2 separate regions of the Mus musculus genome follow, and region 2 is linked to region 1. A link is a loop called in an ENCODE intact Hi-C map of the cell type or tissue named here. Cell type or tissue: left cerebral cortex. All regions are shown on one strand. Each heading gives the region's core, and the rest is flanking DNA. Links, peaks and the distances in the headings are about the cores only.

Region 1 (15,176 bases), core at 3,207-11,206:
CCACAAGCAAGCAGCCAGTGGCAGTTCAGTCCATAAACGATGCTATGAAATCTCAGAGACCTAAACTTGACCACAGATTTCACTGGGAAAAGACACAATTTTCAAAGTTGTCTCCATACCTCCACACACCTTCCAGTTTACCCTTGCCTCCCACACACCCCACTCAGAGGGACTTACTTAGCACATATCCACCTAGAATGGTTTTAGAGGGGATCTGGCTCTATAGCCTAGCCTGCCCCTGCTTCCTGAGCGGGAGGTAGGATTAACATTTTTACCTGGAAGGTTGGGTGGGTTGGCACACACCTTTAATCTCAGCACTCAGGAAGCAGGGGCAGGCAGATCTGAGTTAAGGCCAACCTGATCTGATTTAGGACAATCAGAGAAACCCTGTCTCAAAGTGCCCAAATTATTGCCACAAATTTCTAATTTTTATTTTTTGGTTTGACTTTATGTGACTCACAAAATATCACTGTATAGTCAGTCCTAGCTGTCCTGAAACTCAACAGCGCCTCTGCCTCCCAAGTGCTGGGATCAAAGGTATGCACCACCACGGGCTCCTTAACGAACTTGGTTTCACCCAGGGTATTCATTCAGCAGAGACACAGACCCCCTAACTGCTAGGATCCCTTAGGTGTGCTCTGCACAACTTCCTGGGCTAAGCACTCTCCAGGAAAACCCAACTGTGTTCAGGAATATTTTTACCCCATCACTTCAGCCTGTAGATACTACATTAGTTCAAGGGACTGCAGGCCAGCAGTGATCTCAGGAACCAGGGACGTTCCAGACACCCCCCCCCCAAGCATACCCTCAGGTCATGCTTATACACAGCTGGCTTCTCCCTCCTCCTCCTCCTCACTTCTGTTCCCCTGGCCAAGTAAATACACAAAACCACTCTGCTTGACAGTGCTCTGCCACACCACCGGGTCACACTCAGGCATTGGGGGAGGCTGTAGCCATGAAAACTGTTCAAATTCAAGGCCATCTCACAGAATTCTGGGATATCACCTGAGATCTTGCCCTGACACCACTGTGCTCTAAGAACATGCCTAAGCAGCCGGGCGTGGTGGCACACGCCGTTAATCCCAGCACTAGGGAGGCAGAGGCAGGAGGATTTCTGAGTTCGAAGCCAGCCTGATCTACAGAGTGCGTTCCAGGACAGCCAGGGCTACACAGAGAAACCCTGTCTTGAAAAACCAGAAAAAAAAAAGTCTAAGCTGTGAGAGGTAGAACACACCTGTGACCTCCAACCCTCAGGCTGAGATGGGATCAGAGATTGTTTAAAGTTCCCAGCTATATAAGGACCTCAAGGCCCCTCTGGGTTTCATGAGACCCTATCTCAAAAGCAATTGTGCAACCAATACACCCCCAAAAAACGGTTTCTGAGGCGGCCCTTGGGGCAATCAGAATCAGTACCTTTGGGCCGAGGCCTGCCGGTCTCGGGACGGCTGCGACGCAGGGTGGCGGGCACGATCTCCGGGGGTAGGTGCAGGTAGTCTCGGAGATACTGGATGCCCTCGTTCGTAAGGTACCAGTAGAAATGTCTCCAAGCAAACTGTTCCTTCACGTAGCCTCGAGACTTGAGAGACTGCAGGACATAGACACATGTCAGTCAGCAGCTGGCTCCTCGGGAAGGGCAGACCTATTCCCACCTGTGTCCCTCTCCACACCTGCATGGCCTTCATTACATGAAGGTTGGGCACATTTTTGTCTGCCAGCTCCGGGTGCTTAGGCATGTGGACATCCTTTTTGGCGACCATCACGCCCTCCTTAAAAAGGAGTTCGTAGATGGCAATCCGATTCTTCTTAGGCATCAACATCTGCAAAAAAGACGTGACGGTTTAGCATCATGGCCAGAATCCAAATCACCACTGTCACAGGGTGAAAACGCCAGACAGGCACCATAGGGACCAGGTCCCTCCACCTCCACAGTTTGGAGGAAAGCTACCAGGAAGTTAATGCAATAGGGTCACAAAAGGCACCCATGTATCTGCTGTCACGGCTCTCACAGCCAAGTGACTGGGGGTGGGAGGTAGACACAGAACCTTGTCAACCATACTTGGGGGCCATCAGAACCAGAGGTCGTACCTAGAGCAAAATCGGGGGACTCCTTAAAGAATACAAGGAGGGGCCAGAGAAAGGGCTCCACTTCCTGCGCAGAGGGAGCACTAAAGTAACGGGCTCGGTGCTCCCCTGAAAAGTCCTCCCCAAAGGTAACGCAGAGACCGGAGGGTAGCAGGGAGGAGAGAGGGGGTCTGCCGCGAAAGGGACGCACGCAGGCGGGAGCCGAACCCCTGGCCCGGGCGCTTCCCGCCACACGTGGCCTTCAAACTCCTCTCCTCCACCCGCCGCCATCGGGACGCCGGTCTTCTTCAGTCGACTCTGAGTCGCAGAGCTGCGTCCCCCCACAAAAGCCCTCTGGGCACGGCGCGGCGAGCGGCTGGAAGGGCGAGTACGGCCTTCGCCTCCCCCGGAGGACGCGGGCCCTCAACGGCAGCGCTGCGGCCCGGATGGCGACAGATGGAGCCCGGACGCCGGAGGAACTCACCGCGGCGGCTGCAGGGTCCGAGGCGGAGGCTGGAAAGGAAGGGGCGTGCGCGGCGCAGCGTCTCTTCCGGGCTGCGCGGCTCCGCCTCCCTGCAGGACCCGCGCGCTGCCTGGGGTGCCCTCGGCAGTGCCTGAGGAGTGGGGACGGTGCTAGGACGCATGTGCGAGCCATCCCGCTACGCTTCCCGCCCCCTCCTCCACCCCGCCCCCACCTGGAGATTGCTAGCCCGTGAGTTGTGTCCGGAGCTGGGGTGCAGGCGCTTGGTGCAGAGAGGCCGGTCCGCATTGCCCGGTGGGGATGGAGGCGGAGGGCTAAGAGTTCAGGGATAGATTAGGCCAGCCTGAGCTACCTGAGACCTTGTCCCGGAAGGACAAAAAAAAAAAAAAAAAAAAAAAAAAAAAGCATACATGGCTGGTACACTTTTTACACATTCCAGACTCATTCGCAGGAAGAAACTGACATCCCCATTAACCCTGCTTATACTGGAGTAAATTTTACTTACGCTTCGTAAAGCCTCTCAAATAAGAAATGTTAGTCATGCTGGGCGTGGTGGCGCACGCCTTTGATCCCAGCACTCGGGAGGCAGAGGCAGGCGGATTTCAGAGGCCAGCCTGGTCCCCAAAGTGAGTTCCAGGACAGCCAGGGCTACACAGAGAAACCCTGCCTCGAAAAACAAACAAACAAAAAAAGAAATGTTAGTCATCAGGCAGGGTAGCGTCCAGGCGAGACACATCCAAGTAAGACCCTCCCTAAAAAAAAAAAAAAATAATAATAATAATAATAATAATAAATAATAGTAATTAATTTAAAAGGCAAGGCATGATGTGCAGTACGGATGCAGAGGCAAGCAGATCTCCCTGAGTTCAAGCCCAGCCTGGTGTAAACAGCGAGTTCCAGGCCAGCTAGAGGCACAGTCTCAAAACAAAACCAGCCATGCCCAAAGAAATGCACCCCACCTTGTTGATTTTAATTTCTAGTTCTCCTTTACCTGTCTGACTAAACGGTTTCTTTATTGTGTGTGTTCGCTTATTGCAGACAAGGTTTTGTTCTTGCCTCTGCCTCACAAATGCTGGCATTGCAGGCGTGCACCACCATGCCTGGTTGATGAGCTGTCTTCTCAACACCCCGGCCACAAGCACGAAGCCAGCATCAAATTAACTGACCATGCGTGGTGGCAGCACCGGAGGAGGTGAAGGACTGCCTCACCTCTGGTTGGGAGGACAGCTCCTGAAAATACTCCTTACAGACAATTTGTATTGTGTTGACATTTACTGTCTGTCAATCAACACGAAAGCCAAGGGGAGGAATTTTTCTCCCCTCCCCCGCCCCCATGCTGCTTTAACTTCTGTCTTTCCACCCACCGCAGGTCTACAGTTGTCTGATGGGGGACTGAGATGGGCTGCCACAGTCTGGTCCTGCTCTGTAGCCTGGGCTGCGGTCAATCTTGAGATCTCCCAGCCACAGCCTCAAGTGCTGAGAAACCAGGTGCGGCTGTAAGCATCTAAAACAAGATAGTTCCAGGCGGAGTCTCTGACTGGCCGGCTGGAGATGAGGCTGGGCTGGAACTCCTAGCTACCCTCTGCTTCTGCCTCCCACGCTGCTGTTAACTAATGGGCCCTCCAGTTAGCTCATCCCAGGAAATCCATAAAAGCCTTTTGTTCCTGAGGACTCTGCTCTCCTTTGTGACCTTTGCCGGCTCCATCTGAATCTTTCCCGACAACTGTGCTCCCCAACCCCCACGCTTGGCTTCATCTCAGTTGTATTGGTTTTGTGCCAAGAGCTCCCAAATTTCTGGTGATGTAGGATAAATATCTTGGGATTCCCTGGCTACCTTGCAACTGCCAGACACCCAGGCCCCAACACTGGGCCTAAAAGCCGTTTGGGCTGAAGTGGATAGGAGCAATGCATGCATCAAGCAATATATATTTTTTAAAGATTTATTTATTATATGTAAGTACACTGTAGCTGTCTTCAGACACACCAGAAGAGGGTGTCAGATCTCATTACAGATGGTTGTGAGCCAACATGTGGTTGCTGGGATTTGAACTCCAGAACTTTGGAAGAGCAGTCAGGTACTCTTACCCATTGAGCCATCTCACCAGCCCCAAGCAATATTTAAACCCATAATATGCCAAGAACATACAAAGAAAATGACTGGAGCCTGGTAGGAGCGAATAGCGGAGTGGGAGTGGGGAAGCCAAAGCCTACATAGAAGACTCAGAAGAGGGAGGAGGCAGAGAAGGCTCTGTGTGGTAGAGAGCCAGGGTGACAACAGCCAGGACAATGTGACCTCGGCCGGAGCGGTGAGAGTCTGTGGCTCAGCTGGCACCATCCCAGCTTAGCCCTCAGGAAGCCCTGAGTGTTGTATAAAGTATAAACCTGGTGTGCTGTGGCTAAGACCCGGTCACCGCAGCTCTTGAGAGGTGGAGGCAGGAGGCCGGCAAGTACAAGCTTATCCTCAGCTACAGGAGGTGGGGGGGTGCCGGGGTGGTTAAGAGCACTGACTGCTCTCCCAGGGGTCCTCTGGAGGATTTCAAACAACAGCAGACGTGGTGAGGTATGTTTTAAAGAGACTGCCTTTGTAAGACAAACTGTAACAGAATCCTCTAGTGGACCCAAGTCAAAACACAACAAAGCTGCCCCTGAGGTTTAGAGAAATACCAGAGTCTCCCCTCAGTCCCTATGCTAACGGCTCTAGCTCTGGGTGCAGTCAGGAGCTCTGGAGCTGGCTCTTTACTTCAGAGCCTGAAGGCTCGTCTTTTATTATTATTATTATTATTATTATTATTATTATTATTATTTTAGCCGGGTGGTGGTGGTACAAGTCTTTAGTCCCAGCACTTGGGAGGCAGAGGCAGGAGGATTTCTGAGTTCAGGACAGCCAGGGAAACCCTGTCTCATTAAGAAGAAGAAAGAAAGAAAGAAAGAAAGAAAGAAAGAAAGAAAGAAAGAAAGAAAGAAAGAAAGAAAATAAATCTTAAAAAGAGAGAGAGCTGGTTCTTTCCCTTCAGCGTGGGGGGCAAAGGGTCAAATGGTCAGGCTCAGTGGCTCAGGGGCTCAGTGGCTCAGTGGCTCAGTGGCAAGTGCCTTTACCCACACAGCTACCTCAGAGGCACAACCATTGCAGTTTTATCCAGTGCTAGAGACTGAGCCTAGGCTTTTATGCTTGCCAGGGCAGACATATCTACAGTTGGCCTGGCACTTGTCTTCCTTCCTTCGTTTCTTCCTTTCTTTTACAGACCACGGAGTTACAGACAGATGTGAGCTGTCATGTGGGTGCTGGGATTTGAACCCAGTCCTCTGGAAGAGCACTTAGTACTCTTAAACAATGAGCCATCTCTCCAGCCCTGTATTTTTTTTAAATTGGTATGCAATATACAATACACCCCAGAGAGTTGCAACCCTTTGGGGAGGAGAAGTTCACATATTAGATATCCTGTATATCAGATATTTATAGTATAATTCATAACAGTAACAAAATTACAGTTATGAAGTAGCCAAAAAAATACTTTTATGGTCGGGCCACCATAACATGAGGAGCTGTACTAAAGGGACACAGTATTAGGAAGGTTGAGAAAATCTTACTGTTGAAAGTATGTAAGCCGACCTGGTGGCCCAGATGTAGCTGAGCAGCTGAAGTCGGGAACCCAGAGCAGAAGCCGGGGTCTAGGTTCTTGGGCCTCCTAGGGTTCTCCCCAGGCGGGAAATCAATAAAGATAGTTGGTATTGGCTTAGTTCTTAGGCCTTTAAATCGGGAACAGGAGGAGGCCTGGGGGAGCAGCGCCCCCTATGGGCACAACCTTGGTAGCGCCACTGACCCCCTGGGGCTTTAGAGGCAAAGGATGCAGACAAACTCTTCCCCCTCAAACAATAACCCAGATAATGCTCTGCAGACAGCTTGTGTTTCACCTCTTCGCAATCGCCCTTCACACACCTAGAATAGCTTTCCGAGCCTGGAGCGCGGCGCCTCTTCCCACCCACACAGAGGCTCCTCGGAAGAGCCATCTGTGCTGCAAGGCCCCATTAAAGCTCTCAGCGCAGGAGGTTGTGGTTCGTAGGTAGACAGCGCCTGGTATGCTCCCAACGCAATCGCGCACCCACGCGTGCTTGCGTCGTCTACATCTGGTGCGTTGGATAAGGCTTCGACTCTTCTGCGTGGAGTCTGGTGGTCCCCTCCACACAGGAAAACCATCCAGGGTTGACCCTGTAGGGACCACACCTTTACCTGTTTTGGATAGTGCCTCTACCCCAGCCTGCCTCTGTGTCTCTCCTCCACTAGATTAAACCAGCGCCAAGGTGAGAAAAGCAGAGGCCGGGAAATGGGTACCAATTTATAGCCCATTAGATCTTTTGTCTTGTGTCCTGGATTCGTTTCGTGAATGATGATTCTGCACACTGTCTCTATGGCCTGGGACTCGTCTGGAACGCTCTTATAGTCCACAGCTGGCTTTAAAACTGTGGCAGTCCTCCCTCCTGCCTCTGCTTCCCTACTGCTGGGACACAAGGTATGTGCCACCACACCCTGAAAAGACCCTGTCTCCTCTCCCTCCTCCCCTAAACGCCTCCAGGCTGGCTTTGAACTCACAGAGATCCATCTGCTTCTGCCTCCATAGCGCTAGCATTAAAGGCTTGGGCCACCGTGCCTAGTCTGGCCTCAAACACACCATCCTCCAGCCTCTGCCTCCTGAGTGTGGGGGTATTGCAAGCACATGAGACCACTTGGCTTTAAAACTGACCGTCGGGGCTGGAGAGATGGCTCAGTGGTTAAGAGCACTGACTGCTCTTCCAAAGGTCCTGAGTTCAAATCCCAGCAACCACATGGTGGCTCACAACCAACCCTAATGAGATCTGGCGCCCTCTTCTGGAGTGTCTGAAGACAGCTACAGTGTACTTACATACAATAAATAAATAAATCTTAAAAAAAAAAAAGAATTAAAAAAATAAAACTGACCGTCATAGGACTCAGTGGGTAAAGGCTCTGACAATGGAGAACCGGCAGCAAAATGTCCGCCCACAATATGTGTGTGTGTGTGTGTGTGTGTGTGTGTGTGTGTGTGTGTGCTAGTCCACAAAGGCTATCTCTATTCCTGTTAATTTTTTTTTTTTGAGACAGGGTTTCTCTGTGTAGCCCTGGCTGTCCTGGAACTCACTTTGTAGACCAGGCTGGCCTCGAACTCAGAAATCCGCCTGCCTCTGCCTCCCGAGTGCTGGGATTAAAGGCGTGTGCCACCACGCCCAGCTCTGTTAATTTTTTAAATGACCTTTTTGAGGGGCTGAACAGATAACCTTGTTAGTTAAAGGCACCTGCTGCTCTTCCACAGGACCCAAGTTCAGTTTCCAGCACCCAGTGAGTCTACTTCCAACAGCCTGGAACTCCAGATCCAGAGGATCCAATACCCTCTGCTGGTATCCGTGGGCACCTGCACACACGTACGGTTCACACACACACACACACACACACACACACACACTGGCACACAGGTGTGCGCACACACAGATTTTAAATCACCATTTTAGATGCACAATTCAGAGGTCCTGAGACTCACCATGTAGACCAGGCTGGTCTCGAACTCACAGCAGTCCTCCTGTGTCTGCTTCCCAGGTGCTCGGATTGAGGCGGGCAAGCACTACCGTGCCTGGTGTTTATTTATAAAGTTTGACACAGGGCCTCTTGTCATTTAATTATTATTATTATCATTGTTATTATTACTATATAGCCCAGGCTGGCTCACACTTGGTATGCAGCCAAGACACCTTTGAATTTCTGAGTCTCCTGCCTCAGCTCCCAGATCCTGGGCTGCAGACATGAACCGCCACATGCTGCTGACGTGGTGCTGAGTTCTGGGTGTTTCAAACCCAGGGCCTCATGGCTGAAATCCTGATCCTCTCACCTCTACCTTCTGAGTGTTGATCTGACAGGCCTGGGCCACCTCACCATCTCTTACTCTGGCTGCCTGGTTTCCCTGTGGCTGTTACTGGTTTGTCCTCACCTTCTTGCATTGTGGGCATCACTGGTCACCCAGGGTAAACCCTGCCTGCCACATCTTGGTGACCCTACAGCTGCTCTCTGAGCTGGTGGTAGACTAGGCTAGAAGGTCCACAAAGCCTCAGCTTGGGGCCTCTCTCCCCTACTGGCAACATACTGTTCAGTGATGGGGGCTTCCTTCTAGCCCAGTAGAAGCTTCCAGACAGAAGCAAAAACAGGAGCTGTGAGCCTCATGTCAGAGCAAGCAGGAGCTGTGAGCCTCATGTTGGAGCAAGTCTGGAGACCCTCTGGGACTCAAGAGGAGGAACACAGATTGTATTCTGATGAACAGAGTGGTAGGGAGCACTGCCATTCTTGAAGATTCCAGATCAGGCTGGTGAAATGGAGAGTGGTGGAGCCTCCTGCCATACTGGGTGGGGGTAGCTTGGACACATGGTGAGGGACAAGAACACACACACACATATACATATACACACATACACACATATAGACATACAAATACACACACACACATATACATATACACACATACACACATATAGACATACAAATACACACACATACACACAAATACACACATATACATACATGCACATATATACACACACATACATACATATACACACAACACATGCATATACATACACATATACACACATACACATGCATGTACACACATACACACATATACACACATACACACATATACATACACACACAAATATACATACATGCACATATATACACACATACACACATATACATACACACACAAATACAAATACAGCCGGGCGTGGTGGTGCACGCCTTTAATCCCAGCACTTGGGAGGCAGAGGCAGGTGAATTTCTGAGTTCTAGGCCAGCCTGGTCTACAGAGAGTTCCAGGACAGCCAGGGCTACACAGAGAAACCCTGTCTCAAAAAACCAAAAAAAAAAAAAAGAAAAAACCCCACATACATGCACATATATACACACATACACACATACATAAGTAACACATATATACATCTACACACATATACACACATACACACATACCTATACATACACACATATACATATACACACATACATACATTTACACATACATACATACATATACACAAATAAACACATACCTGTGGGTGGAGTGTGGGAATAAAAAAGAAAAAAAAAATAAACACATACCTATACATGCACACACACATACACATATACACACATACACACACTCATTTACAATATATTACTTTTAAAAAAAAGATTCCAGTCTAGGCTTGTCCAATCCAGAGCCCATGCAAGTGCCATCTGCATGGTTCAGGACACTTGGCAGTGATGTCACCAAAGGGTGGGGAGGAGGAGTCCCATTGTCCCAGTCCTACCCAGGCAGGCAGTTGCTCGGTGGATCCTAGGGGCCCCAGCACAGGCAGCCAGGGCAGTGGCAAGGAACTAGCTCTCCTCTGCCTCCCACCCCCCTTGCTGTCAGGCCTCCCTGGGCTGGCAGGACATATGGCCCTGCCAGGGGAAGTCAAGCTGGGAGCTTTGCCAGTGAGGGCCAGATGGAGCATCAAGAAATCACAAATCAGCTCACGGACAGCACCATAAATAATCCGCGTGGGTGGCCGCAGCCCTGAAGACGCGTTTCACAGCCCCGGAGTGCTGGAGGCTGGCTCTCTCTGTCTTTGACCTGGAAACTCTCATCTCTCTAACATAACAGCTCCCCGCTACTCACAGAACACGAGCTGAGGGCAGATGAAGTGGGAGACGGACATGTCAGCTCACTTTAAAGGATCTGGGGATGTGGCTCGTCTGGTGGGGTGTTATGAGGCTTCTGTTGGAGGCCCCCAGAACCACAGAGCCCTATACACTTAGCATGGTGGCTCACACCTGTACCCCAGCATTTGGGTAAGATGGGGAGGGGGATCAGGAATTCTACATCTTTTTTGGCAATATATCACATTTAAAACAAACAAATAACAACAACAATAATGTAAACAACCCCCAAAGTGGTTCTTCTTCCCCACCTCGCTGTGCCCAGGGCATAGCTGTGGGGGACTAAGCCCAGCTGCCCCCTGAAGCCTTGTCACTGGATGGATAGAGAGCAGTGCGCTCTCCTTTCCTTCCTCAACTCCTCCCCCTCCCCCCCCAGCGGCAAAGCCAGCCAGGCTGTTGCCATATGGCTGCTCCACTTCCCCAGTGAAGAAGAAGAAGCTGTGTCTAAACCAGGAACGGGCTCTGAGCCTCTCCCAGATGTCTTCTGTGCCTCGTTTTATCACATCAAGGTGAAGATTAAACGGCTTTGTTTTTTTTATTTGTTTGTTTGTTTGTTTGTTTGTTTATTGAGGCAGTGTTTCAGTAGCCCTGTGTAGCCCTGGTTGGTCTGGAACTCACTCTGTAGTCTAGGTTAACTTCCAACTCCAAAAGACATTTCTTCCTCTGCCTGCCAATGCTTGAACTTACTTTGAAGACCAGGCTGACCCCAAACTCACAGAAATCTGCCTGCCTCTGCCTCCAGAGTGCTGGGATCAAGGGCGTGGGGCACTATTGCCCCTCCCCCCCCCCCCCCCCCGTTTTGAGATAGAGTCTCACTCTGTAGGTCATGCTAGCCTGAAACTCACACTATTGCCCAGGCTGTCCCTTCTCGAAGAACTCATCACACTTCTGCCTCAGCTTCCCAAGTACTAGGGCGATGGGCCCACTTCACTATGCCTGACCCTGCCTCTGGTCAGGTCCCACATGCGTCCTGGTCCCTCAGTAAGAAGGGGATTTCTGCCCCTGCGCTCACAGAGGGGAGGAGCCTCACATGAAGCCGCCTGGGAGGTATGAAGAAGCCTCTGGGAGCTTCAGAGCGCTGAGCCACCCTCCCTTCCGTGTTCATCTCCAATGACATCATTTCATTACGTTGCCCTGAACTCGGAATGTCTTCAAGCTGACCCTCAACCTGCAGCTAGAGTCTGGTGTGGTGGCACAGCCTCCATCTTAGAATTTGGGAGGCTGAGGCAGGAGGATTTTGAGTTCCAGGCCAGGGAGGGCTACACCCTAAGGCTCTGTCTCAAAACGAAATAAAACACGTGTGTGCACACGCGTGTGCACATACACACACATGCATGCACACATAGATGCACACAAGCACACACATGCACCCATACATACATGCACCCATAACTCACACACAGGCACACCTACCACCTCCACCCTATTCCCACCCCTCCAACCCCCACTACACACAAGGTGTCTTTTTAAAATGAAAGACTTAGCTAGACTTGGTGCCACATGCCTGTAATCCTCAAACTTGGGAGATGGAAGCGGGAGGGTCAAGGGGCTTGAGGCCAGCTTTCAGTACATAGCAAGCTTAAGGTCAGCCTAGACTGCACGAGACTCTGTCCTCCATTCATACAAGTATGAGCCAGGCTCTGAAATCACATGAGATCAGGTGTGTTCAGTGTGGTATGACCACAAACTCAAGAACTTGGTCTCAAAACTACAACAGAAAATTAGGGCTAGAGGGATTGCTCAACAGTTAAGATCATTGGCTGCTCTTCCAGAGAACCTGAAGTCAATAGCCAGGACACGCACAGGGTAGCTCACAGACACCTGTGATGATAGTTCCAGGCTATCTGACGCCCTCTTCTGGCCTATATGGGCACTGCATGCACATGGTGCTCATATGCACATGCAGAGAGAAAACCCATATACACAAACTAAAAATGGATACTTTTTATCTTATTTATTTATTTATTTTGGTTTTGTTTTTGAGACAGGGTTTCTCTGTATAGCCCTGGCTGTCCTGGAACTCACTTTGTAGACCAGGCTGGCCTTGAACTCAGAAATCCACCTGCCTCTGCCTCCCGAGTGCTGGGATTAAAGGCGTGTGCCACCACACCCGGCAAATGGATACTTTTTAAGAACAAGTTGTTTGCTTGTTAAGAGTGTGTTACATAGGCAGTGGGATTCCCATTTCCTTGCTGTGAGCCTTGGGGGTGGGGAGGAGCGTGGGGAAAGACTTAGGCTGGGAAACACGTGTCCCATCATGGAGGGATATAGAAGAAGCTGGGGAGGGCAGGGGCCTCCACTTCGGATGGAGGGTTGGGTCAAGATGGCTCTGCATTTAGCTGTAAATCTTCTGTTCTTGGCCTCTTGAGTCCAGATGGGGCTGGGGACTCAGCTTCAGAACATCTCTAGTTTGGCTGGGTTTGCATCAGCCAGCTCAGGGACAGACATCTTTGTGGGAAAGTACCTTGTGTTCTGAGACTCCAAACACTTGCTGTAGACCCGTCTTCCAGCACTTGGGAGATGATGGCAGGAGAATCAGGAGTTCAGAGTCATCCTTGACACTTAGACACATGAGCTGCCAAGCTCTTAGCTGGAACCAGGAGCCACAGCAATGTCTCGGGCCTGGCTTTAATGGACACTTCTTCAGGTAGCCTCACATGGTGATGCTCGCCGTTACTGCAGGTGGTTCTCATTAAGGGATACTGATTCAAGGTGTCAGGGACCAAGGTCATCTCAGGTGCTCACTTAATGTGGTTTCCTGATCTGCAGCAGTTTCTCCAAGGTCAGCGCCAACCATACCAGGCAGTAAGGCGGGGCTCAGGTGCTGGGATGTGTTACATTCTGACCAAGTCTCAGAGCTTTGGAGGGCTGTTGGGGACCCTGTTGTCCTTGAGTCTTTTGCCTTTGCCTCCGTGGCTTTTCTTCCTGGTTTGAGTTCAAGATCAGTGGGGGGCAGGGCAGGCTGTGCTCCAAAATGGGGCCCTGTTTCACTCTGTTCACTCTGCTGCAGGTAGAGTCCAATGGACAGGGCGGACTGAGGGACACAGGGCACGCTGCCACTTAGGAGCACCACAGGTATTTTGGTCAGAGACCAAGACAGATGCCAGAGATGGTGGAGGGAGTCACCCTTGGCAGAAAACACCAATCACTCCTTCCCAGCCACGCCCCCACTCCACCTCTACCAGAGAACGAGCCCCGCTCAGAGAAACCCACCCGCTCAAAGAAACCCACTGGGATCAAAGTCCTGTACCAGCATGAGTACCCTGTAGGGAGAGCTGAGCCGTCTCCACCTCTGTCTGTGAGCCGCTCTCCTGCCAGCCGTACCCACAATCCTCTGGTGACCTTCCAAGCTGCCTCTGGCTAGAACTTTTGATTGTTTACTGAGGTCATTTTTATATTGTATCGATGACATCCTGGGACATACAGTAACCTCCCTTATGAAGAACACAGTCCGTTATTCACCCTGTTTTGTCGTTGTTGGGTTTTGTTTTGTTTTGCTTCCGAGATGGAGTCTCACTACGTAGCCTTGTCTGGAACTAACTGGCTTTGTAGAATGGACTCAGAGAAACCCACCCGCTCTACCACTGGGATCAAAGTCCTGTACCAGCACAACACACCAGCTCTGCTGTGTTTTGAGATAAGCTCACATCCGAGGCACACATGGTACACAGACATACAAGCAGGCAAAGCCCCCACTCACTGGCAATAAAACACCATCCCCTCAAGACTGGAGCCTGGGGGAGGTGGTGGTGGCTCAGTCAGTAAGGCGCTTACTGTACGAGCATAAGGACCAAACCCGTGTGAAACTTCCAGGTGTGGTGGCAACATGTGTGTCATCCCTGTGCTGAGGGGACAGACAGAGTCACAAGCCAACCAACCTGGCCCAGGCAGTTAGCTCCGGAGTCAGTGAGACCCCATCACAAAGACTGAAGTGGAAAGTGACAGAGGAGGAAGTCATCCGTCATAAGTCTCTGCCCTTCACACACCGTCCACGAGTACATGGAGACTGTACTCATGTGTACACATACACACTCACCCACACTCACCCATACTCACTCACTCACCCACACTCACACATACTCACTCATATACATATATGCATACACACACATACATGAGTACATGGAGACTATATTCATATACATACACGCTCACATACACATACACACACTCTTGCACACACATACATGAATACATATAGACTGTACTCATATGCTCACACACAGACACATACCCATACATGAGTTCACAAAGACTGTACTCATGTGTATACACACACACACACACACACACACACACACACACACACACTCACACATAGACACATACACACTCTCAAACTCTCTCTCTCTCTCTCTCATGCACACTCACGCATACTTGAGAGCCAAAACAAAAGACCCAAAAGCAGTAAAAAGCAGAGAAGCAGAGAGCAACAGGCGCCGGGCGTGGTGGCGCACGCCTTTGATTCCAGCACTTGGGAAGCAGAGGCAGGCAGATTTCTGAGTTCGAGACCAGCCTGGTCTACATACAAAGTGAGTTCCAGGACAGCCAGGGCTATACAGAGAAACCCTGTCTCGGAAAAAAAAAAAAAAAAAAAAAAAAGGAGAGCAACAGACTAGAAGGTTCCATGCTGAGCCCTGAGGCAGTGTCTTCTGTGTAAACCCCATCTTTTCCCAATGGGATTTGATTCTGGAGGAAGAAGCTAGTGATAGCTGTGATTTAGAGAGAGAGAGAGAGAGCTCTACAATTAAACAGGAAAACTGGGCTTGAGACCCACTGATGTCCCCAGACATCTGGGCAAGTCACTTGTGGTGGTTTGAATATACTTGGCCCAGGGAGTGGCACTATTAGGAGGTGTGGCCTTATCAGGAGGTGTGGCCTTGTTGGAGTAGG
Region 2 (15,176 bases), core at 3,204-11,203, 44 kb after region 1:
GCCTCTGGCCGTTCCTCCTCTCAAATACCCATCTTCCCATGGTTCAGACTGAATAGTCTCTGAGCTCTGTGCGATTTCCCTCTCTCTCTCTCTCTCTCTCTCTCTCTCTAGACTTCACTGCTCCCCTCCCCCCCCCTGTTGTTTTTATTATGCTGTTGAGTCCTTCCAAGGAACCAACAAGAAAGGCTCCTTCCCTCATTGTAGAGTACGTTTGGATGTTCAATATGGCTGACAAAGTCCTATAGCATTGGAGTCCCACTTCCCTCTCTGTTACCCTGGCCTTGTTCTCTGTCTGGGTAATTCTTCTCGACACCCAACCACCTCACCTACCCCATCTCCACCCATCATCATCTCCTCATCCACTCCCCCCCCCCCATCCACTGATCCATGATCTAGCTACCTACTCGCCCACTCACTCACCTGTCTACCCACTCACCCATCCATCCCCATCCACCTGACCATCTACCTACTATTGTTTCTTGAGACAGGGTCTCACTTTATAGCCCTGCCTGGCTTGGAACTCACCATATAGAGCAGGCTGGCTTTGAACTCACCTGCCTCTGCTTCACTAGTGCTGAGATTAAAGGTGTGCACATCACACCTGGCCCATCCATCCGTCCATCCACCTGCCCACCCTACACCCATCCACCCATCCAGTAGTTCTGGGTCCCATCCTCCTCCTCCCCCACCCCCTCCTCCAACTTCAGGACACTCGCCTTTTCTGTTTTCTCTGCCAGAAATGCTCTGCCCACAGATCATCACACATCTCCCTCTCTCCCTCTATTTAGGTCTGTTCAAATGTCACCTCTTCAGAGAGAGGCTGTAGCCCGGGGGTGTAGCTCAGTGGTAGAGCACATCCCTGGGCCCCATCCCCGAGCACCACAAGCTCTAAAATGGCTTCACACTCACCGTCTTTCCTTTTAGCCAGCTTCATTTTCCCAGATAACAGGGGCTAGCATTTGAAATTGCATAATCTATCATGTAAATCCCCTTTTGGCATGAAATGACCCTGATTTTATGGATGGTGTAAGGCTTGTTATCTGCTGTGTGCCCCACCCTTCTCTGAAGGGTAGCACTGCACATAGTAGGTGTTCAGGAAATACTGGCTGAACATACTCAAGACTCTAGCGTGGGATTTATCTAGACACAGCACAGTGTTGGTGCCGGCTTCATCTTCCAGCTGTGCATTGGACGAGGGTCTCTGTAGACCAGGCTTGGCCTTGAACTCAGAAATCCGCCTGCCTCTGCCTCCCAAGTGCTGGGATTAAAGGTGTGTGCCACCACGGCCCAGCGGACGAGGATCTCATACACAGAGCCCCAGGCTTGTGAGGTGCATATTCTGAAGCAGGATGCCTGTGGTGAAGCCAGAGTTCTACTTGTCTGATGGGCAATACAGATTGTACCTGCTCCCTGTCTCTGTCTCTGCTGTCTCTGTCTCTTTTCTCTGTTTCTCTGTCTCTTTGTGTCTCTCTGTCTCCTTCTGTGTGTGTGTGTGTGTATCTGAGTGTGTATCTGTGTGTGTATATCTGTGTGTCATCTCTATGTGTGTGTATCTGTGTGTGTATGTGTGTATGTATATGTATCTGTGTGTATCCGTGTGTGTATGTGTGTGTGTGTGTGTAACCCTTACCCATCCACCTGCTTAGGTCTGTCCTCTCCCTCTGACCTTCATCCCCAGCCTTGGACCCAGGTTTTGAGCAGTGGAGCCTTAGCTGTCCCAAGACTCCTGTTTTCATAGCTACCAAGCCCTGTGCCTGCTGCCTGGACTCAGCAGGCTGCTCAGTCATCGTCCAGTGCCCTCCTCTAGGCCTGAGGGCTCTGATACTGCTTCTGCCTGTTCACCTCCCAGCGCCCATGTGTTCAGCCTCCTATACAGACCCTCAGTGGAGCCTTGTCTGTCATATTTCTGCAAAGCTGCTCAGGGGTTGGGGAGGATTCTGGCATTTTGCAGTCAAGAGAACATTATGCAAATGACATGCAAATCAACAGCTAATGAGCCCTGATTGCATTGGTCTTGGTGCTGGGGAACACGTGGATAATTGTGCCAGGGTGGGGGCAGGGGCGGTGAGTGTTTTGGGGGCTGGGCAAGAAGCCACAGCAGGGGTGACAGAAGTGGGTGTCATAGGGGAGGACTTGAGAGCAGCTGCTGTGTGGGCCTCTGCGTCACACTGGCCTTGTCTAGGCTGTCCTGGTTAAAGGGTGGGAACAAGGGCAAAGGTCAGTCATGGGAGAACTGGAGCTACACTTGGGGGAGCAGAAGACTGTGACTGGGTCACGGGGTCGGGGGAGGAGCTTCCCTGATGTAGGTGGGCCAGATTAGGCTAATGGTATGGGTGATGTAGAGAGTACACTCTCTCTATAGAGAGAAGGGAAGGGTCTGCTCCTCCCACAGGGTCCGTCTGGTATCAGAGTGTGGGATGGCAGGACTCTGGTCTGCCAGGAAGCAGATGGGCTAGGTTAAACTCACTGGGAGGGGCAGCTGTCATCGTCTTGGGTGGAACCTCTCTTTGGAGGAAAGATGAACTTGGCTTGGGGGCTGGTGTGTGTGTGTGTGTGTGTGTGACAGCACCTTGGAAAACAGCCCCTCCCCACCCCAGCTGTGACCCTCTCCAGAGCGCCTCTGCTCTGGAGCCCTCTCTGCCGGAGGAAAACTGGCAGCCAACTCCTAGATGTTGGCCCTGGTCCTCACCTCATGCTTCCGATACAATTTGACTGTTTTACCTTTGATCTGCTGAGGGTGAGGACCAACCTTGGCTCTAAGCCTTACAGACTTCAAGTGGCTCTTTGCCATGTGTTCCAGCTAAGTCTTTCTTAATGCAGTCACAAAGATCATAAAGATTGACGCAGAGAGGCCCAGTCAGGCCCTTTCTTGACTTTCTCACCATGGGAAGATGGCTTAGTCTCAGAGTCTGTTTCCTAGTAGGTGCTGAGGCCTTCTCTTGCCTGGCAGGGCAACTGAGTCCTCTAGCTCACTGCGGGGTGGGGGCAGGCTAGCCACCTTGCACCAACATCTCCAGTGTTGTGGTATTTCCTGTAGTCTGTGGCTGGCTTAGTTCGACTGGCAGCAGTCTTCTGGTTGACAGGGACTTGTGTGGTGAATGTGGACTAGGATCTTGGCATTACTAAGAACCAGGGCCTGGTGGTGTATACCTGTGGTACACACCACGATGGAAGGTGACAGCCAGCCTGGGCTGCAGAATGAGGTCAAAACCAGACTGGGCAACCTCTCATGACCCTGTCCCCACATGAGAAATAGAGACTTGTTGGGGGTGCTGGTGACATGGCTCAGCAGATAAAGGTTTGTGTGGTGAACTCTGGCCACCTGAGCTCAACCCTGGAACCCCTGTGGTGAAATGAGAGAACTGTGTCCCGTGGGCTCTCCTCTAACTTCCAGAAGTTCACCACCTCATAGGGGTGGGCATATGTGCACACACGTGTGCACACACGCTCACATAAGAAAAAAAATTGTGAGACTGGAGAGACGGCTCAGCAAACAGTCATAGACATAAAAAAAAAATCTTAAAAGATTAAAAGAGATGTTAAAAAGATTCTTGTCTTAGGTTTCCATTGCTGTGAAGAGACAGCATGACCATGGCAGCTTGTATAAAGGCAAACATTTCAACAGGGCTGGCGCACAGGTTCAGAGGTTTGGGCCATTATCATCATGGGGGCGGGGGGGGGGGGGAAGCAAGGCAGCATCCAGAAAGACATGGTGCTGGAGGAGCCAAGAGTTCTATGTTTTATTCTGAAGGCACCCAGGAGAGGGTCTCCTTCTACACTAGGAAGAGCGTGAACAGTAGGAGGGCTAAAAGCCCACCCCACAGTTACACACTTCCTCCAACAAGGCCACGCCTATTCCAACAAAGCCATGCCTCCTAATAGTTCCACTTCCCATGGGGCCAAGCATATTCGAACCACCACAGTTGTGGTGTCCTGGAGCTCACTGTGTAGATTAGGGGGCCTTGAATTCACAGAGATCTGCCTGCCTCTGCCTACTTAGTACTGGATGAAAGGTTTGTACCCCAACACCTGGCCCACACACACACACACACACAATATCCTATGTCCTTTATAAGTAAATTTATTGTCTTTATAAAACTCATCATAAAGCCAAACTCTTATTCCTATTGATCCCATGTTGTTCCTTTTAAAATTGCCTTTCCCCTGTTAACTACAATCTCACAGTCCACCACCGGACTCACTTTTCTCATATTTATTTATATGAACATGCGATTTGCATGCGTGCCGTGCCTGCATGATAGACGAGTGCACCAGACAGAGGAGGGCATCAGATCCCATTACGGGTGGTTGTGAGCCACTGTGTTTCTGCTGGGATTTGAACTCAGGACCTCTGGATGAGCAGTTGGTACTCTTTTTTTGGGCCAAGAGGGTCTCCCACTCTCTTTGGGAGACCAGGCTGGCCTCGAACTCAGAAATCCGCCTGCTTCTGCCTCCCGAGTTCTGGGATTAAAGGTGTGTGCCACCACGGCCGTCCCACAGTTGGTGCTCTTAACCACTGAGTCATCTCTCCAGCCTCTATGGACTCTTTTTAATGCTGTTCTTGTTGTCTTCCACTTGCCTCGTTTCTCCTTTTGAAAAACACTCAATCAGATGCTGTTCAGTGAGGGAGATACACGTGTGAATCTAAAGTGGGCCATTTTGTATTTCAACCTCTGCAGAATTTTAGATTCAGTTTTTATTTTATGAGTGTTCTTCTTGCTTGTATGTATGTCTTGCACCCCATGCATGCCTGGTACTCTTGGAGGCCAGAAGAAGGTGTCAGAGCTCCTGGAACTGAAGTTTCAGAGTGTCTTAGTTAGGGTGTTACTGCTGTGCACAGACACTATGACCAAGGCAACTCTTTTTTTTTTTTAGATTTATTTATTATTATATGTAAGCACACTGTAGTGGTCTTCAGACACCCCAGAAGAGGGTGTCAGATCTCATCACGGATGGTTGTGAGCCACCATGTGGTTGCTGGGTTTTGAACTCAGGACCTTTGGAAGAGCAGTCAGTGCTCTTAACCACTGAGCCATCTCTCCAGCTCCCCAAGGCAACTCTTAAAAGGACATTTAACTGGGGCTGACTTATGGGTTGAGAGGTTCAGTCCGCTATCATCAAGGCAGGAACATGGCAACATCCAGGCAGGCATGGTGCAGGAGGAGATGAGACTTCTACATCTTCATTTGAAGGCTGCTAATGGAAGACTGGCTTCCAGGCAGCTAGGGTGAGGGTCTTAAAACCCACAATGACACACCTACTCCACCAGGGCCACACCCACTCCACCAGGGCCACACCTTCTAGTTGTGCCACTTCCTGGGCAGAGCATATACAAACCATCACACAGACAGTCATAAGCTATCATATAGGTTCTAGGAACTGAACTCTCCGGTCCTCCGAAAGAGCAGCCAAGGCGCTTAACCCAAGTGCTTTCTTGCCCCAAGATTATACATTGTTTTCTTTGTTTCCTTTCTTTTTTCTTTTTTAGAAAGATGGTTGGGGGTGCCGCATGTTGGTAGAACACCTTCATCCGAGTGAAGCCCTGCTTCAGTGCCCAGGACCAAAAAAAGGAAAAACAAAACTAAACAGACCTCCCCCCCATTTTGTTTTATCAAAACAGGTTTTGTCTTCTTTTTTTATCTGCCCTCTCTGGGGGGCAGTGCTGGGGTGGGGTGGAACTCGGCCCATGAAACAAGACTGGAGCGTGAATCTTAGCAGGGGAGGCTGGGGACCCCCTGAACGTGTGAGGAACTCTGTGACCCCAGAGTGTGTCTTGCACGGATCTTGTTCTAGGAACAACTGTGTGCAAAGATACCATAGGCACAGGGAACCGTACTTCTGGGGAATAGGAGGCTCTGCCTAATCTATCACCAGGGAGGACGAGGAGATGCAGATGGGGAAATATATGGGAAGGGAACCTTGAGTCATAAGTAATAGCACAACCCTGTCCTTGTGAGTCAGAGTGGTCTCAGCCACAGAATGTGTGCGTGCACGAGTGTGTGTGTGTTTTCTCAGACAAGGCTGTCGGCAGCAGAGAAGGGTCCCTGACAGACAGACGCTACAGGGACCCTTGTCTCAGGCCTCATTGTAGTGTCAGCTGGGGACAGATGTCCTGTAAGTCATGCTGTGTATCCTGGACCCTGGTCCTCTTGTCTCTGGCCACCACTTCTCCTGTGTCCATCCACAGGGCTGTGTGGACTCTGGAGTTCAGAAGGTGGCTTGGTCAGCATTAGGGGTGAGTGAGCCCAGGGCCAGGAGCTCCATGTAGCATCAAGTTTGGCTCACAAAGAAGAGTTACAGGGTGGGGCAGCGGTGACCTGACTCTGCCCTACGGGTTCTCCTTCAGCAGCACACAGCTGAGCCAAATGGTCCAGCTCATTAGCATCGGGTGCACCCCATGGCTACACCCTATCTGTGGAGCAGTTCCTGGTTCAAGCCTAGCTCAGGGCACTTTGCTGTGTTCAGGGAGCATCCTCACACCCAGGCTGAGGGCTCAGAGGGGAAGCTGGGCTGATATAGGAAGTTTGTGTGTTGTGGATTCTGGATCCGTGTACATATGTGTGCACAAAGTCTTAAGGATGTGTGATGCTTCATGTGCACAGGTGAGCTGGTTCACAGACTTGTGGAAATGCATGCATGTGACTACATGTAATAGAGAGACATGTATGTTGTGAGTGGGAGTGTGCGCTGATGTGTGGGTGTGTGGTCAGATGGTCACTTGGGTGTGTGGGTCAGATGTGTGTGTAGTGTTGTCTAGAGGTCAGTGCTGAGGGGCCTCAGAGTTGCCAACTGGAGAGCTCTCATGACTCTGAGGCCCAGATCCAGGCTATAAAATGGAACACTCTGCAGAGATGGAGGCAGAAACATCAGGAGTTCAAGTAGCAAATTTAAGGGCAGCCTTAGACACAGCCACGGCCACACACACAGCCACACAGGGGTGGCTGGAGAGATGGCTTAGTATGTATCGCTCTTTCAGAGGACCTGACTTTGAATCCCAGAATCCAAATCTGGGAGGCCCTTCAGCTCCAGGAGAAGCAAAGGTTCCGGTGTCCATAGGCACAGGCATAAATGAAATAAATCTTAAAACAAACAAACCAACAACAAAAAACCCGGGAAGCTTGAGATGGCTCGGTCAGTGTTTTACTCAAGAGCTTAAGGACCGGACTTCAGATCCCTAGTGCTTACATAAAAACCAGAGACATAGTGGTACATGCTTATAATTCCAGTACTGCAGAGGTGGAGACAATAGGGCTCTATGGTTGGCTAGTGCAGGCCAACTGCTGAGCTCCCAAGGAACCAAACTCCAGCTTTTCCACTGGCCTCCACACACACATGCATGTACAAAATACCGTGTATGTGTGTCTGTGTGTGTGTATGCGCGCGCGCCTCTACTGTTCTGGAACTCACTCTGTAGACCAGACTAGCCCCGAACTCAAAGAGACCTGCCTGCTTCTGCACCCCGAGTGGAGTACTGAGACTGAAGGCCTTCACCACCACTGCCCAGTCAATTATTGTTAATAAAGCAGTACCAGTATGCTGGCTCTTCTCTATCCACACTCCGGATGGAGGCAGAGGCAGGAGGATCTGTGAGTCTGCGCAGTGAGGCCCCAGCTAGTCAGGACAACACAGTCTCGAATGTAAATCCATGAATCCGTATAATGGGTATGAACTCTTAAGGTACTAGATTGTGTCAGTATTTCAGTCAATATGGCAGAACTTGGGGGGCGGGGGCGGGGGCGGGGCGGGGCGGGTCTGGTCACTGATCCCCAATGATTAAGCTTAGGGTTCAGTGAAGTGTGAAGACCAGAGCATCACATGCCATGCAGCGAGGCTGGCGGCCAAGGGGGATGTCGGCAAACCCGTGCCGGCAGCGAAAATTCACGAGAGGCGCGCCTGCGCCCGGATCACCGCGGTGTGGTGCAGAAAGAGGGCGTCCCCTGCTGTCCACCCAGGGAGGACGTCTTTGCGCAGCATTGCCCGGTTGCCATAGAAACGAGCAGCGGGCGGTGGGTGGCTGGGGAAGGAGGCGGGTCGGGAGGGGGGGAGGCCGGCGCGTGGGGGCGGGGAGCTGGCTCCTGCAGTTCGGGCGCTGTCGCCTCCCGAGCCAGAGCGCGCCGGAGGGGACCCCGAGAACCGAGCCCCAATCCAGACGCCAGACGCCTCCCGCCCTGCCCGCTGCCACGGAGCAGGTGACCAGCCAGCCCGTCCGACCCTGGTTTGGCCCAGCGGGGGCAGTAAGCGCCCACCTGTCCCCTGCTTGGTGCCCAGCCCGGCTCAGGTAGGCGATGGGGGGGGGTGTGGAGAAGTCTGCGTGGAGAGTGGGGACCCAGCGCCCCTCTTCCTGCTGGCTGCACCTGGTAACTAGCGTGCAGGTCTGTGCAGGTCCGTACAGGTCCGAGGGGCTCTGGGGGCCAGGGACCTGATCTCTGCATCGCATCGGGTTTGTCTCCTGTCTGTCGTCTTGTCTCTTCTCCTCTGTATCTCCTTCCCTGTCAGTACCACAGACTTCTAGAGCTGCCCCACTCCCTGGGGACAACGGGTTTAAGGGGCTAGAGTCTTACCACTGCGCTATGTGTTTCCCCCAGGTCGGTGCCAGACAGGGAGGGGCCAGGCGTGGAGAGAGGGCGCTCATCTCCCATCCCTACTGTCGTGATGGTTTGCCTTGCCCTCTGCGGCCAGACCCACTGGCCTTGGGGCAGAGATCTGCTAGTCTGGCCATTTGTCACGAACCTCCCATTTGACACCAGAACCTCTGGGGGTGACTCCTGGGTGGGCTTGTACAGTGGGCTGAGTCAGCCCCCCCCCCGCCCCCGGTCGCCCCCCCCCCTCCGTGCTGTTCTTGCCAATGGGATGACCTGTAAGGGCTCCTGGTCCCAGGCCCCAGCCAGCCGGGGATCTCTATGTTGTGGCCTTCCTCTGCTTCTCTGCCCCTCTGCAGCGGTGCTCCTGGGGACCTGCTCCCTGCTACTTTGGGAACAGGGACACTGCAGAGACGCTACCGCTGCTGCTGCTTCGGAGGAGGGGGCACTGGGAGGAGCTGAATCGGGGTAGCCAGGAAATCCTGCTCAGAGGGCTACCTTGAGAGTGGACAGAGCCAGCACACCCACCCTGGCATAGCTTGGTCCTTCAAGAAGCGTGGGCCTCCTAACGTTCCCTGGGCGCTCTGGTCAGAGGACCCGCTGCAGGGTGGGAACCTGTTGTGGTTTGTGGTGGTGCTGATTTCTGCAAATTTCGAGTACACTGTCTGGGAGTGTGGGTACGGATTCACGCCTTAAACTCAGGGGCTTGGGAGGTGAGAGACCAGAGGTTTGCAGGCAAGAATGGGGACAGGGGTGCAGATAAACCTCTCTGAACTCCGGCTCCCCACCTCTTCCCTCCCTCACTGAAGCTTTGAGCTGCTTTGCCCTGCCTTCTGCGGTCAGACCCACTGGCCTCAGACAGTCAGCTTGGTCTCCCAGCTGGGCTTAGTGATGTCTGGAAGACAGAGGCTTTTAGCCAGCACTGCCCCTTGAGTGACCTCTGCCTCCTCCTCCCTGCCCTGTCTGCCCCCTCCCCACCCCCCTCTTCTTGGCAGAGTTCAGTTTTTGCATGATATTTGGCATGTACTCCATTGCCACTAGACTCAGGATGGGGTTCCCAGGGTACGTAATTCATCTCTGGTTGTCTGCAACCAAACCACCTGCTTGGAAACCAGGCTGAGACCCCACTTTTCCTCGGAGCTTCTTCTACTTAAGAGAGAGCCCAAGGAAGGTCCTGGTACTCAAAGGCCTGGGGCTGACGGGGTCCTGGGCTCCCAAAAGCAGCTCCATTCAGTCCATGTCAGCTGCCCAGAGCCCAATTCTGAAGTCACCCCTCCACTCCTCTTAGCAGTAGAGGTCTTCCTGACTCCAGAGGCATAGTATCTCCGCACTCGCCTTCTCTTCCTTCCTGTAACCGACTCTCCCGAGTACCCTGCCCTCCAGCCATGAGCTACAAGGCTCTGTTCTCCCTGTGGGCTTCTCAGAGAGCCTTGGAAATGAAACCTAGACCACACCTCACATCTCCTCAGTCCTGGTAGTGGCTCCCGTATCACTGGGACAGAAAAAGTCAGGTATCCTGAGCTGGAAGACCAGGATGCATCCACTCCCTGGCCCCGCCCCCGTCCCCATCCCCCCTTCCCCCCTCCATCTGCTGCAACCACCTAACCCATAGAAGCCCTGATTCCACCTCAGTGCCTTTGCACTGGCTGGGTCCTCTGGCTGAGTGCTTCTCAAAGCCCTTTCCTTTACCTCCCTCAGGTCAAATGTCACCTCAGAATGGTCTTCTCTGGCCATCTGTATTGAGTAGCGTGGTTGCTGGCCCCGGCTGCTGTTCCCTGCCCTCCTCTGTGCCGAGGTTCTCCACAGCACTTGTCAAAGCACAGCCTGCCTTGTCATTTGCTGGTCCTCCCATTTCTTGCCTGTCCAACCCCTTTAGAATTTCATCCCCAGAGGCTCAGAATTCCCCGGCTGCGCTTGGCATCCTTCCTGAGAGCCATTGCTGCCACACAGAGCCCGAGTCCCTGCCTCAGGGGTTTTGGAGCTTTGGGCTCTGGGATTTGGTCCTTGAAGTGGGAGGGCAGTGTCATAACCAGGCGCCCAGGCAGGGTTGGTGATGTGACTCCCTTTGAGAGACTGAAAAGTAGGGTGAGCAAGCTGCTACATCTGCCCTCACCACACCTGTCTTGCCACCAAAGAGAGCCAATGTTCCCGTCTCCCTGTCACCTGGATTCTATACGGTGGGGGAGCCTGATTCGTCCTTAGCAGGATGTAGTGTTACCCACGCCCACATAGCCAGCATCCCTGACTCTGCTCAGGGCAGGCATGGATGCTGTGAGCTCAGGACAGACAGCTTGTTGCCTGGAGAGGGCCATGAACTCAGACCAGAGAAAAGGTGGCTTTACTCTAAGCCAGCTCCCATGTCTGCTCCCCACCAATGGGTGCCTCACTTAGGACCACCACCCCAAACTTAGCCCCGAGGCAAGCAGGGAGGTAGAATCCCTGAAAACCTAAAAATGGAAGGTGGGAGCTAGAATCCCTCGGATCTCTGTGCCTGCCCTTCGGTCTTGGATCTAAGCCCTGGGGTGAAGCCGGAGCCTCACTCCTGCTGGGCAGTTCTAGGTTCCCAGTGCCTGGGCATTCTTTACTGTCACCAGCTACCTCATGGGATGTGTGCACCCTAAGGTGGTGGGGGCATCTTATGCATTTCCATTCAGGAACAGCTCACCCAGGGAAGCTGTGCTGATCTGTGGGGCTGGACAAGCTAGCTCCTTCGCCAGGCCAGAAGCAGGCTGAAGGTAGGGCTGTGTTTGGAGGCGACTTACAGAGGGGAGAGGGAGGAACTCAGCCTGCATGGTGCAGAGAGGATGTGGGTAAGACTGGGCTAGAGGCTGCCCCCTGATGGTCTGGGGCTCCCTCTAACCCCTTCTGCTGGCGGAGTCCACTAAGCTTCTGGCTACTCAGTCAGTGAGCACTGGGCGTTGGGTCTCCCTGTTTCTCTGCAGCAGAGGTCAGGCTGGATCCTGCCTCCTGCCTCCTGCCTCCTTTGGCAGTTAATGTCTGAGTTTATCATTTCTTAAAGAAGCCCCTTGGGGAGCTCCAGGTGTAGAAACGCAGATCAGGTGGTTAGCATTTGTTTGGTTTGTTGGGGACATGGGAGGTCTGCTATGGCTCAAACCTGTTTAAATTAGCTATAGACTAGAGGACAACTTTGAGTTCCTGATTCTCCTGCACTTTCTGAGTGCTGGGATAACAGCTGGGTATCACCGTAGCTTTCTCAGGCAGAGGTCTAAAGAGAAGGTAAGAAGAAGCAAGCCGGGAGCCTGGACTCCCGGGGAGGGGGTGTCCGAGATGAGAGCTTCCTGTGTTAGCTGAAGGTGTGGGCCATAGAACAAGGCCTACCTCTGCCCACTGCTTTCTACCTCTGCCCCAGGTTATATGGTGTGGACCTCCCCTCAACCAGCTTCCCAATGAGGAAACTGAGACACCAGTAGTTGAAGTAGCCCGCCCATAACTGGGAAGTGTCAGAGCTGGGATTTGAACCCCACCTTCAGTCCTAAATGGCATGGGCAGCTCACTGCAAAGCCGGGGTGGTACCCTGAACCTACACTGAAGAAGAGGTGTGAGGAGAGGGTGGGTGAGGGCTGGAAACTCAGGAGGAGAGGCAGAGGAGCGGCACACTTGAGGGAGAGCGACCAGAGGAGGCTCAGGGACTGGAGTGGGGGTGGGGCACATTGCTGTTCATCACCAAAGGAAGTCAGGACAGGAACTCACACAGGGCAGGAACCTGGAGGCAGGAGCTGATGCAGAGACCATGGAGGGGTGCTGCTTACTGGCTTGCTTCCCCTGGCTTGCTCAACTTGCTCTCTTATAGAACCCAGGACTACCAGCCCAGGGATGGCACCATTCACAAGGAGCCCTCCCCCCTTGATCACTAATTGAGAAAATGCCACAGCTGGACCTCATGGAGGCATTTCCTCAAGGGAGGCTCTGTTCTCTATGATAACTCCAGCCCTCGTCAAGTTGACACACAAAATCAGCCGGTACAGAGTTTGCCCTGCCATCGCTAAGGAAGGAGAGTGATGGAAGTCACTGGGCATGAGCAGAATCTGACACAGCTGTGGCTGGCCAGGAGGTCTGGAGGGACACTGCAGTGCTGGGCTGAACACCTGGGAGCAGGGACAGGGGAGGACCCTGCTAGCCCAGAGTCTCCTGCCCACTGTGACCTTGGCCTGCTGCTCTACCTGAGCCTCACCTACCCTACTATACTGAGGAGCCTATCTCCATGGGTTGTGGAGGAAGAGGGTGTGTTTAAAGAAGAGGCTAGCACACCAGGAGGGGGCCAGAACCCACAGGTGTTGTTTTGCCACCTCACACATAGGGAAATGGAGATTCTGTCCTCCATTAAGAGATGTAGCCAGGATCTCCCCAGTGGTGGCCAGTGGCTGGTGGCAGTTAGAACCCCACCAGGGGTGCACTGGCCTCACATAGAGAGGGCTCCCCTGAAAGGGCTGCCACAGTTCCCACACCAGGGGCAGCTAATGAATAATAAAGGGTGACTTCAGAAACATCATCCCCTTTTACAGATGGGACCACTGAGGTGCAGATGAGTTCAAGCCTGCTGGCTCCAGTCTGTGTTGTAAGACTATACACTGTGCAGCCCCTCTGCCAGGGTCAAGTCCTAATTGGAACACTAGGTCTCCTCATGATTGAAGTGACAACCAGTCCCTCCCCTAAGGATTTCTGGGAAGACACCTCTTAGAGCGCTCAGCAAAGCTCTAGTTCCCACACTGCCTCTGTCCTCATCCCTGTATCTGACTTCCTCCTCACCTCCCGGGGGTTGGAGTGGGGCTCAGAAGGAACCAGACCATTGGGAACTGTAGCTGTAGGCAGATCCAGTCCCACTATTTACCACCTCAGTGGCTCTGGATGTGCCACCTTACCTGCCCTGTGCTTCAGTTTCTCCATCTTTACGTGTGGACAAGCACTTAGCACACACTAGACACCCAGTAAATACTAGCTGGGGACAGCTAAGCTTGTCACCAGCAGTGGCAAGGGGCTGCAGCTCAGCCTAGCATGAGGGGAGGGCGACTTGTCAGCTCACACTGCTTCTGAGGCTGTGACATCTGAGGACACTCCATCATGAATTGGGGTGGGGGGTGGGGAGCCAGAACGTCTAGGAACCCATGCCTGGTCCAAATGCCCGAGAAAGTGGTGCATTTCCCAACCCTAGCATTAGGGGGTTCGTTAAGCAGGGCTTCCCATGATGCTGCACAGGGGAGCAGTCTGCAGCTCCCCCTTTCTTCTGCCCCCAAACTTCCTGCACCCCCCAGGGCTGGCTGTCCATGGGTGTGCACATAATGGGAGAGCTTCTTTTGCTATGCCCCCCCGCCCCGCCACTACCAAAGCCTCCACTCTGCCGAGGGATGTACAGACAGCATACAGTGCCTGCAGTGTGTCCCTTCAGTCTAACCAGGTGGGCGTGGGACATGAGCCCCAGCTGCTGCTCACCGTGCACAAAGCATAGGACAGACAACCCTGGTGCCTGCTGGCTGTTGCCATGACCCTTGTGGCCTGGAGTCATGCTGGCTCATTGGGCAGCTGGTCCCCATGGAATGATGTCACCCCCCCCTCAACCTCGTCATGTTCCCATGCCCCCTGGACACGCTCTCCACAGTTACATCCCTGAGCCTGTGCGTTTTCCGTCTCTGTGTGGCCTGGTGACCACCTGTCTTTACTGATGGTGAAAGGCTGGAGGGAAACTGGATGTGGTAGCCTCTTGTCTAGGAAGTCCAGGAGCCTGTTGGGCATGTTCCAGGAAGTGCCAGATGCCGGCCACAGCCACTTCCTGACCCCTGACAGAAAGCCCTGTCATTAAGAGGACATGGCGCTTTGTGGAGAGGAAGCTCCTCCTGCCTCTGTGTGTACGTGTGTGCTCATTTGACATCACCTCGCTTCCACTACCCCACCCTGTCTGCCTCTCTAAGCACATTCCCATGTGGGTCGGATCCTGAGGGGCTGGAATGTGGAGGGCCTAGAGCCTGCTCACTTACTTGTTTGTTTAATTAATATTGTTTTATTTTAATCATGTGTATGGTATATGTTTGTGTGTGCGGTGTTACAGCTGGTCATGGGTGCTGGGAACCGAACTTGGGTCTCCTGGAAGAGCAGCCAGTATTGCTAAAGACTAAGTCATCTCTCCAATTCCTCATCCTCTTTTTTTTTTTGTTTTGTTTTGTTTTTGTTTTGTTTTTTTTTGAGACAGGGTTTCTCTGTGTAGCCCTGGCTGTCCTGGAACTCACTCTGTAGACCAGGCTGGTCTAGAACTCAGAAATCTGCCTGCCTCTGCCTCCCAAGTACTGGGATTAAAGGCGTGTGTGCCACCATGCCCGGCTCATCCTCATTTTTTAAAAAAGATTTATTATATAGAAGTACACTGTAGCTGTTTTCAGACACACCAGAAGAGGGCATCAGATCCCATCACAGATGATTGTGAGCCACCATGGGGTTGCTGGGATTTGAACTCAGGTCCTCTGGAAGAGCAGTTAGTGCTCTTAACTGCTGAGCCATCTCTCCAGCCTCATCTAATTCTTAAGTCAGTTTCCAGCAAAGCCCAGAGGGGCACATATCTTGCCTAGAGTCACAGAGCTCATAGTGAGT

The links. Hi-C counts contacts between places; a loop is a spot of excess contacts. Peaks named below come from ENCODE experiments on the same cell type or tissue, not always from the same donor. Only the 100,000 strongest peaks of a DNase experiment are listed, where the experiment ranks them.
Region 2: it touches region 1 in a loop (2.4-fold over the local background); 3 of 42 quality-filtered maps call a loop at or near these places.

Annotation. Positions count from the first base shown.
Region 1 is chr17:27,632,659-27,647,834 of GRCm38, forward strand. Gm15420 (predicted gene 15420) reads left to right here and starts at 2,586. Exons shown (of 2, transcript NR_167724.1): 1 at 2,586-2,773; 2 at 3,912-4,210. Rps10 (ribosomal protein S10) reads right to left here and starts at 2,586. Exons shown (of 6, transcript NM_025963.4): 1 at 2,546-2,586; 2 at 1,668-1,817; 3 at 1,414-1,585. The coding sequence starts at 1,817. In left cerebral cortex, for the core only: CTCF peaks have their summits at 6,333 and 7,402 (motif pointing left); DNase peaks (open chromatin) are centred at 3,691, 4,094, 6,574, 10,085 and 1 more place; H3K27ac peaks cover 4,699 bases.
Region 2 is chr17:27,677,148-27,692,323 of GRCm38, forward strand. The region is part of intron 1 of Pacsin1 (protein kinase C and casein kinase substrate in neurons 1); the gene reads left to right. Among named protein-coding and RNA genes, the nearest start is that of Pacsin1, 29 kb to the left of the region's middle. In left cerebral cortex, for the core only: a CTCF peak has its summit at 7,928 (motif pointing left); DNase peaks (open chromatin) are centred at 7,954, 8,499, 9,096 and 10,523; H3K4me3 peaks cover 3,703 bases; H3K27ac peaks cover 3,804 bases.